Regions from separate parts of the Homo sapiens genome. Here region 2 is linked to region 1. Evidence: chromatin loops called from intact Hi-C (ENCODE). Cell type or tissue: Panc1. All regions are shown on one strand. Links, peaks and the distances in the headings refer to the core of each region. The heading gives the core; the rest is flanking DNA. Region 1 has its middle 35 kb from the start of TRIM77. Region 2 has its middle 22 kb from the start of UBTFL1.

Region 1 (5,393 bases), core at 327-5,326:
GTATTTACTTTTTTTTTGAGAAACTGTTTTTATATGTCCTATCTTCTTTGAAGTCATAGCAACTAGGGAGAAGACATATTTACTTATCTTCTCATGTTACAGATAAGTTAACCAAGGTTTAGAGAATCAAGTAATTTCCCCAGGATTATGTAGCTAGCATGTGGCAGAATAAGAGAATCAGGGCTCAAACTGAAATTTCTGACTACCAGTCCTCAAAACCATGATGTCTCTATTTAAAATAAAATGTAAAGGCACTTAGTTCTTTTTTCTACACAGCTATCTTATATTTGAAGAAAACAAACAATGGAGACCTAAATTTACATAATTCATGAAGTAGGTAGTGTTTAATTTTATTACAAAAATGTTTCATGATTTTTCTAGGAAATTCCTGTGGTAACTATACAAAACATCACTGTGACAATTATAGAATATGCCAAATAAGTGGAATGTTGATAAATAATAATAGGAAATTTGAATAATACTATTGACAAAAACAAAAGACTCGAGTTAACAGCTATACTATACACATTCTTAAGCACACATGAGTATTTACTAAGATGGTGACTACTCGCAATTTTGGGGGCATCTACTCAGTGCTTTCTAAACATTATTCCATCTAATCCTCCCACAATCAAGTGGTGTCTTCATCTTTACTCTCTTGTTCCTTGTATACAGATGAAGAAATGGAAGTTTAGTAGGTTTGAATAACTTTCCCTCAGTCATGCTGCTAGTGAGAGAACCAGGGTTTGAAACAAGATCTTGCCTTAATTCCAAGGTCAGTGTTTATAACCTCCGAGACACATCACCCCTCTATTGAATTATGTGGTTTTCAGCAACAGCAAACATTGCTGTTGCTAACTGAGCCCTTGTTGATTAATTCTGGCAGAGAATGGAGTGAAATCATACGGACCAGCTGATATTGAACAATTGTTCATTTGATGTCAGAACAACAGGAAAGAGTTCTAAAGGATTTTCTTTCAGTTATATCTGCTTTCAGAATACCAAATGCATCTAGAAATTTCTTTCTTTGTTCTAGGCAGTTGCAGACCACCAATGACTTCCTATGCATAGCGAATCATTATAAACCTATTAGAATGTTTTATGATCTTGCAAGATTTTTACTGTCACATTTCCCCCCTTTTCTATGTAATTGTGCTATTTTGTATTGACAACTTTAAAATCTTACCAAAGAAAGTTATGTAAGTAAAGATTTTTTACTACAATTTGCCCTTCCCAAACCATCAATGACTTTTTTTTTTTTCCCCAATCTGGGCTTGGTAGTGTCCTGGGTATATTATGAATTTTTTTTCTATCATTTATATATACACATACATTTTAGGGTGGAGACCTAGAAGAACAATTTTGTTTGCAAGCTGGGATGCAGAAGAATTTGGTCTTCTTGGTTCTACTGAGTGGGCAGAGGTTAGTTGGTAATTTGCTATAATATAAATTTTTATAAAATGAAGTAGCCAGGAATTATTTGCCAAGCATGTAAAAATAAGAAGTGAATATAATGAGAAAGTATTCAAAGTTTTTTCCCCAAAATCTGAGTAACATATTCTTGTTCAAAAATCAGCAATAAAAATCTCTGTTGCTAAAGAACTAAGTTTTGTTTGAACCTTTTAGAGCCACTTAATGTCAATTGTCAAAATTAATTGATCTTTATTTCCTGGGAGTATGAGAGTAAATAAGTAGATATGCTAGAAACCAAACATCAAAACAAGGAGTTAGTTTCTTAATCATATTGTAGTTTATTCTTCAAAATATTGTCTTAGCAAACATGAACGACCTAACAGACTTTTCAGTGAATATCTTCCCATAAACATGTCATTTAAATGGAGAATCTTGTCTGATTCAAAGGGAATTAAGCTATTTCAAATTTATGAAAAATATGAAGTTAAATTGTCTCTATTTCCTGACCATGAAGCCAAATTTTCCTGTATCATGTTTGATTTCTATCACGATTCTATTACGCTTTCCAAAATATCTCCTAAAGCTAACTATACAGAGTCTCGCTCTGTTGCCCAGGCTGGAGTACAGTGACGTGATTTCTGCGCATTGCAGTGTCAGCATCCCGGGTTCAAGCAATTCTCCTGCCCTAGGCTCCTGAGTAGCTGGGATTACAGGCATGTGCCACCACACCTGGCTAATTTTTTTATATTTAATAGAGACAGGGTTTTGCTGTGTTGGCCAGGCTGGCCTCAAACTCCTGAGCTTAAGTGATATGCCTGCCTCGGCCTCCCGGAGTGCTAGGAATACAGGCGTGCGTCACCACGCCTGGCCGTAAGGTATACTTTTCATTTATCTTTCTTAATTCATAATGACCTGCTCTATGTTAAATTATGCTAAAAGTAAGGCAAAAATTTCCACCACAGAATATTTACTAAGCCATTTGAAAAGTAATTTTACCTGCATGTATTGTTGGCTTTATATAACAGAAATGTTAGCTATAAAGTAAATATATGCAAAGTCAATGTTTATTCCATTAATTTCCAGTCACGCTGTAAATATTTATTGGCTCCTTTCATACTCCAGATATTATGTGAAACCCTGTGGACTTTAATTTTCTTTGAAAAAAAAATGGTGCTCCTGTAGACTTAGTCAAAGTTTTATAAGAAAGAATTTTGCCACTATCTGGAAGAACCTAATATTTTGATGATGTAATTTGTGTCTTTCAAATTATTTTTTTCACTTACAGTTGCATTTTTTTCATTTTTTATCTTATAGTCAGAATGCTTAGGAAATTACGTATTTTAGAGACTCAGAATTCACACTGATATCTCAAAAAAACTTTGCTACGCTTTGTTCTAAAAGTGTGCAATTATCAATATTGACCAGGAGATGGTACCATCCTACAGGAGAGCCTGACTTCATGGTCAGGAGATGATTTAAGTTCACTTATTTTTCATAATATGAAATTTAACTTGAAATTTCATACACTTAAAATACCTTCATTCCATATGAATCAGACAAGATTCTCTGCTTAAATAATGAGATGTTTATAGGAAGATTTTCACTGAAAAGTCTCTTAGGTCATTCATGTTTGCTAAGACAATTTTTTGAAGGATAAACTACAGTATGGTTAAGAAATTAACTCTTTTTCCACTTACCATAAGTATATGGACAATTTCATCTTAAATATTAGCTTTTAACAAGTTTTGCTTGTTGTTTCCTACCAGTAATCTTTATTGAAATTCTTTCAAAGCAGCTCTTTTATGAGAATTTCTTATGTCAAATTTGTCATTAATATGGGTCAGCTCAATTAGAAATCTACATACATTAAATGTAGATGTGCATTTTGTGGGGGAGGGGGAGGGGGTTATAACTTTATATTTATAGTTTTCCTTTTTATTGTAGGATAATTCAAGACTCCTTCAAGAGCGTGGCGTGGCTTATATTAATGCTGACTCATCTATAGAAGGTGAATATCGTTGGTCTCATAAGAAAAGATGTGATTAAACTAGGAGCAGCAGTCTAGCTAATAAATTATGCACTAACAAGGAAGGCTATGTATTAACGTGTGGTTAGGGAATCTACTGCAACCTCTGACAGGAAGCAGTGTGTGAACCCTAGTTGAGAGTTGGGTGAGCCCTAGGTGAGCAGGTTTTTCTTTTCTTCTTTCCTTTCCTTTTGTTTTCTTTTCTCTTTTCTTTTCTTTCTTTTCTTACTTTTTTTTTTTCTTTGCTTTGCAGCATAGAGTACTAATTCAGAAAAGCAGCATTCTTTGATTAGCTTCATCTGGCAGATTTCTTTTTATATACAGCAGGAATTTAGTAAGTATCTGTTGAATGATTAACTCAGGGACCTAAAGAGTTCTATAATTTAGAATGGTGTAGAAAAAAAGTATCATTTGTGGGGTGCGGTGGCTCACGCCTGTAGTCGCAGCACTTTGGGAGGCTGAAGCGGGTGGATCACTTCAGGTCAGGATTTCGAAACCAGCCTGGCCAACATGGTGAAACCCCATAGCTATTACAAATGCAAAAATTAGCCGGGCGTGGTGGCGCACTCAGTATAGATAATATGCTAAATCAATCTTGAATTATAATGTATGCAGGTACTTTAGAAAGGGTAGGATAAAACCACTCTGGGAGTTCAGAGGAAAGAATAATAGAAACTTCAGGAAAGGCTTGAGAAAGGGGATAGGCATTTGAGGCTGACTTTGAAGAATGGAAATACGTTTAATAAGCAAAGGACCAAACTAAAGGAAATCTCAGATTGATTTTCATGAAAATGAAAGAGTCCATTGTCACTACAATCCAGCTCCACTAATATATCTATATCTTGACCATATGCAACATCCCAGTCATTGCACTCCTGTTCTCTACACTCAGATTGCTCTTCAACACCTCTTTATGTGTTTAATCCTTATCCTTAGACCCTCCGTTGAAATGTTACTTTTTCAGGGAAGACATGTCTTCATGGCATTCATCACTGTCATTATTAAGTAATTATTTGTTTTACAAGTAATAGACTGTATTCTTTAACAAGGAACAGACAGTATCTTGCTTATTCACTCCTAGATTCCTAATGTCTTATTAAATAAATATCTGTGGTACGGTTGCAAAAAAAAAAAAAAGGACTAAATGAATGAAGGGGGAATTTTTTAGAATATTTTCTTTAGTGTATTAGTAAATTTGCCATGTCAACACTCGGAACATGAGACCTTGATGGAGTCACGTTGGCATTTTCTTTTTCTTTTTCTGTTTTTTTTTTGTGTCTTTTTTTGTTTCTGTTCTTTTTCTGTTTTTTGTTTGTTTGTTTGTTTTTTCTGTTTCCGTTCTTCTTCTTTTGTTTGTCTGCTTGTTTGTTTTGAGTCAGGGTCTCACTCCGCAGCCCAGGTTGGAGTGCATGGAGTGATCATGGCTCACTAGTCTTGATTTCCCAGGCTCAAGTGATCCACCAACCTCAGACTCCTTGGTAGCTGGGACTACAGGCAAACGCTAGACGTCCAGCTAATTTTTGTATTTTTAGTGGAGATGACGTTTGACCATATTACCCAGGTTGGTCTCAAACTCCTGGGCTCAAGCTGTCTATCCACATTGTTCTCCCAAAATGCTAGGATAACGGGTCTGAGCCACAGCTCCCAACCTTCCTTTTCTTCTTTGTCAATGCCTCTGAGCTACACTGTTCTGAAAGTTAGTTTACACAGTGCATTTGGTTATTCTTTTCTCCTTCTCTTAGGGTAGTGGCTAAGAGCTTGACCTTTGGCGTCAGATGCCTGGATTCATTCCTGGCCCTGCAACTTCCCATTTGTGTGACCCAAGCTATTTACTTTCTGTGCCTCAGTTTTCTCACATCTAAATATAACTTCTAAGAGCCCCTATCTCAAAGGCTCCTGTAAGGGCAAAAAAAGTTACATTTGCAAATCTCCCAGACCTGTGCCTTGCACAGAG
Region 2 (5,393 bases), core at 79-5,078, 430 kb after region 1:
TGACCTTGGATTTATGTATCTCAATTACTGTCTGCCTGTCCCAAAGAATAAAAGCTGTATCGCAGCAGGGACGTTGTTTAAAAAAATAATAATAACAGCTATATTTTTAGGATCCATGACACTGTCCAGCATATCGGTGGTATATGATAAAAAAGTTTGTTGAATGAATGAACAAATATATTATTCACAATGTCACATTATCCTGAACTGACAAGAAAATTAAATATCTGATGTCAGTATTGGCAACATTATGAAGTAAATATAATTCTGATACAGTACTGGTGAAAATCTAACAAGAGATGCTCATTTTAGAAAACATTTTCTTGTAGATTTGAAAATGTTTAATCTCCATGAACTAGTTGTATATCTGCAAGTTGTGTATCTTTGGGTTAGGCATCTGCCCCCCACCAAAGACAGCCACATCCCAGTCTTCAGATAAGGTGAACATGCTACCTTATATGCTAAAAGGGGCTTTGCAGATGTGATTACCATTAAGGGCATTGAAATGGGGAAATTACCTTGAATTATCTTGGTGAGTCCAATCTAATCTCATAATTCCTTGAGAGCAGAGAATATTTTCTGGATGCAGAGATTCAGACAGATGGCAGTATGAGAAAGATGTAGCCTGCTATTGCTGGCTTTTAAAACAGTGGAAGGGGGCCACAAGCCAAGGAAAGCCAGTGACCTTTAGAAGCTGGGAATGACCCAAAGTTTACAACCAGGAAGAAACCGAGGATCTCAATCCTACAACCACAAGGAACTGAATTCTGCCAACAACCCAGATTCTCTCTTAGAGCCTTCAGAAAGAAATGCAGCCTGCCAACATCTTGATGTTAGTTCAATGAGAGCCATACCAGATTTCTAACCAGAACAACTCTAAGATAATAAGTTTGTGTGTGTGTTTTAAAACAGGCTAACAGCTTACAAAAATGTGTTCTTTTAAGCCACTAAGTTTGTAGTAAATTTTTATAGCAGGAATAGAAAACTGATACAACCCATTCTAACTGGTGTGAGATGGTATCTCATTGTGGTTTTGATTTGCATTTCTCTGATGGCCAGTGATGATGAGCATTTTTTCATGTGTCTTTTGGCTGCATACATGTCTTCTTTTGAGAAGTGTCTGTTCATATCCTTCGCCCACTTGTTAATGGGGTTGTTTGCTTTTTTCTCGTAAATTTGTTTGAGTTCATTTTAGATTCTGGATATTAGCCCTTTGTCAGATGAGTAGATCATTAAAAAGTCAGGAAACAACAGGTGCTGGAGAGGATGTGGAGAAATAGGAACATTTTTACACAACCATTGTGGAAGTCAGTGTGGCAATTCTTCAGGGATCTAGAACTAGAAATACCATTTGACCCAGCCATCCCATTACTGGGTATATACCCAAAGGATTATAAATCATGCTGCTATAAAGACACATGCACACGTATGTTTATTGCGGCACTATTCACAATAGTAAAGACTTGGAACCAACCCAAATGTCCAATAACGATAGACTGGATTAAGAAAATGTGGCATATATACACCATGGAATACTATGCTGCCATAAAAAATGATGAATTCATGTCCTTTGTAGGGACATGGATGAAACTGGAAACCATCATTCTCAGCAAACTATCACAAGGACAAAAAACCAAACACCGCACGTTCTCACTCATAGGTGGGAATTGAACAATGAGAACACATGGACACAGGAAGGGGAACATCACACGCTGGGGCCTGTTGTGGCATGGAGGGAGGAGGGAGGGATAGCATTAGGAGATATACCTAATGTGAAATGATGAGTTACTGGGTGCAGCACACCAACATGGTACATGTATACATATGTAAGAAACCTGCACGTTGTGCACATGTACCCTAAAACTTAAAGTATAATAATAAAAAAAAAGAAAACTGATACAACCCTAGAGAAAGTCTTGTACATATGCCCTATAAACACACAACAGAATTTTTTTAATTTTTTTATTGAGATAAAAATGTATATATATATAATTTACCATCTGTACATTTTTAGAGGCCAGTTTAGTGGTGATAAATACATTTATGTTTGCTTTTCTTCATCTCCTCTTCCCACTCCCCTTGCTGGCCTCTAGCAACCACCAATTTACTTTCTATCTTCATGAGATCCACTTTTTCACCGCCCACATATGAGTGACAACATGCGATATTTGCCTTTCTGTGCTTAGCTCATTCCATTTAACATAATGGCCTATGTTCATTACGTTAAGCGAAATGGCCAGCACCACTTATGTTGCTGCAAATGACAGAATTTCATTCTTCTTTGTGTCTGAGTAGTAGTCCATGATGTATATATATTACTTTTAAAATCTGTTCGTTTGTTGATGACCACTTATGTTGATTCCATATTTTGGCTATTGTGAATAGTGCTGCAATAAACATGGGCATGTAGAGATGTCTTTGATACATTGATTTCCTTTATTTTGGATATATATCCAGTAGTGAAATTGCTGGACCACATGGTAGCTCTAGTTTTACTTTTTTGAGGAACCTCCATACAGTTCTCCATAGTGGCTTTATTAATGTAAATTCCCACCAACAGTGTACTAGTGTTCCCCTTTCTCCACATCTTTGCCAGCATCTGTTATTGCCTGTCTTTTTGATACAAGCCATTTCAACCAACATGAGCTGATATTGCATTGTGGTTTTGATTTGCATTTGCTTGATGATTAGTGATATTGAACATTTTTTCATCTTCCTATTGGCCTTTTGAATGTCTTCTTTTGAGAAGTATCTGTTCAGATCTTTTGCCCATTTTTTTAAAAAATTGTATCTATTTATATATTTTTAACAATTTTTTTAGAAGCAAGGTCTTGCTGTGTCACCCAAGATAAAGGGCAGTGGCTTAATCATAGCTCACTGTAACCTCAAACTCCTGGGATTAAGAAATCCTCCTACCTCAGCCTCTTCAGTAGCCCATTTTTCAATCAGATTTTTTGATTATTATTGAGTTGTTTGAGCTTTTTATATATTGCAGTTGTTACTCCTTTATCAGATGGATAGTTTGAAAATATTTTGTCCCATTCTGTGGTTGGCACTTCACTTTGTTGATTATTTCCTTTGCTTGAGGCTTTTTAGCTTGATATAATCCCATTGTCTATTTTTGCCTTTGTTGCCTGTGCTTCTGAGGTCTTACGCAAAAAAATCTGCCCGGACCAATGTCCTGGAGCATTTCTCCTATGCTTTCTTTTAGTAACTTCATAGTTTCAGGTCTTAGATTCAAGTCTTTAATCTATTTTTATTCGATTTGATTTTTGTATATGGTAAGAGGGGTTTAATTTTATCCTTCTTCATTTAGTTATTCAGTTTTCCCAGGATTATTTATTGAAAAGACTGTTCTTTGCCCAGTGTATGTTCTTGATGCCTTTGTCAGAGATGAGTTGTTTGTAAATGTGTAGATTTATGTCTGAGATCTCCATTCTGCTCCATTGTCCTGTGTGTCTGTTTTTATGCCAGTAGAAATATATTGGCAATAATTAGTACAGAAAAGCTGAAACAATGAAATGACAAAAGTGAATTATATTGATATAATTCATTATGCTCACTAAATGCAATAGCATGCAGCTAGGAAAAACAATGTAGTGCACACAGTATTAAAATAAAACACAATTCAATATACACAGTGCTCACAGTGGCCATCATTAGAGTGTTGAAGAAGGGGATGTAGTCAGCAAAAGTTGTACAGGTGACTTCAAAAGTAATCATAAGCACTTATGATTACTTTTGGCTTAATTTCTTAAACCAAGACTGGAGACACAAGTGTTCATTGTGTGCTTATTCTATATATATATTATAAATATTTTATAAATATATTGTTTCTATTCAGTATTTAATAAAGTAAATCAATAGAAAAGGTTAAAAAGCAATGCATACATATTTCAAATATTTTTTTGCTCCAAATTATATAAGCATTGCATAGTTATTGCCCTGGGCCAGGTAAGGTGGCTCACACCTGTAATCCTAGCACTTTAGGAGGCTGAGGCAGGAAGAGAGCTTCAGCCCCAGAGGTCAAGGCTGCAGTGAGCCGTAATTGCACTACTGCACTCCAGCCTAGGTGACAGAGCAAGACGCTGTCTCAAGATAAAAATAAAAATAAGTTAATAAATAAATAAATATATGTGTATATATTAACTGATTTTATTAAGTATATATATAGTTAATATATATAACTATACATATATGTAGTTACTGTCTTGGTCTATAGTCAATCTTACAGTGCTTAAGACATTGATACTGAGAACAGTTCTCCTAGGTATATGCTGTGTTTCTGGGGTGACATGATGCTCTCATCAGGCCTCTGTGAGCCTAATTCTATCTTACATTTACCCCACTCTTCAACAACAACTTGGGAAGGTGTCCCTAAATGTTCCTAGGTGAACCCAAACCTGTGGCCCTCAACACGTTTCTAGGTAAAGCAAGCTCCTGACATATCTGTGGATATCCTCTCATTAGAAGAAGGGGGAAGAGACCATCTCAAAGAAATTCATTTAATATAGCTTTTCAGCATTAATTTTATTTTGACAAAGAGACACAAAGTAAATAAAATTTCTAAAAAACTATAAACTTTCAAGCATTTTCACACTAAGTCTAGCCCTGCTCACATGCCAGGGAATTATAAAGGTGATCTGTTTCTCAACCTGACCAAGATGCTATAGTAATTAAAAATAAACTCAATCCCTGGATCTCTACCAAAGGGTCTTTTCATATGGATCAAAGTGTATCTACTCATCACATTCTGGAAAAATTATTTGTCTGGAAATAGACAAATTATCCAAAATATAATAGAAATAACAGCCTCTGGAAAGGGCCAAATAAGACTCTTAATGATACAACAGCTAAATCTAGGTCTGATGCTTATTCTGTGTGGACAACAATAGCAGAGCTAATGGCTGATTTGTGGGAAGTAAACATTATGTTTGCAGAATCGTACACGATTTCAGTAGAAGGGCAAGGAAATTTCAGTTGGGAACAGATTGCTCCATGGTAATGTGATCACTATGTACCCAACAATGGCTCTTTCTTCCTAGCGTCAATGCAGATGTTGTTTTATCCTTAACTGTTATCATTTCTGTTTCTAATCACATAAAAGTGTATCCGTTACATATCTGAAGTAAATTCATACTAGTGGTGTAACATCTCCAGCCATTTAAGTGTAAAAAGAGAAAACGTATGATGTGTTTACTCACTGTTTTATACTCTGTAACGCATGAAGATCCTTTTATTCATTGCCTGTACTTTTATTTTTAAACTTTCTGAAACACTTTATGTTATATCCAGCATAGAACTGAGTTTTCCTTTTTGATTTAATCTGACAATATTTTTTTCCTCTAATAAGAGAGTCAAGCCCACTTACTTTTATTGGTAAATTCTGTTTG

The links. Peaks named below come from ENCODE experiments on the same cell type or tissue, not always from the same donor. Only the 100,000 strongest peaks of a DNase experiment are listed, where the experiment ranks them.
Region 2: it touches region 1 in a loop (6-fold over the local background); 11 of 110 quality-filtered maps call a loop at or near these places.

The regions. Positions count from the first base shown.
Region 1 is chr11:89,672,748-89,678,140 of GRCh38, forward strand. It overlaps the pseudogene FOLH1B. Among named protein-coding and RNA genes, the nearest start is that of TRIM77, 35 kb to the right of the region's middle. In Panc1, for the core only: CTCF peaks have their summits at 2,839 (motif pointing right) and 3,040; no DNase peak of the experiment used is centred there.
Region 2 is chr11:90,105,176-90,110,568 of GRCh38, forward strand. No RefSeq gene overlaps it. Among named protein-coding and RNA genes, the nearest start is that of UBTFL1, 22 kb to the left of the region's middle. In Panc1, for the core only: no CTCF peak of the experiment used is centred there; no DNase peak of the experiment used is centred there.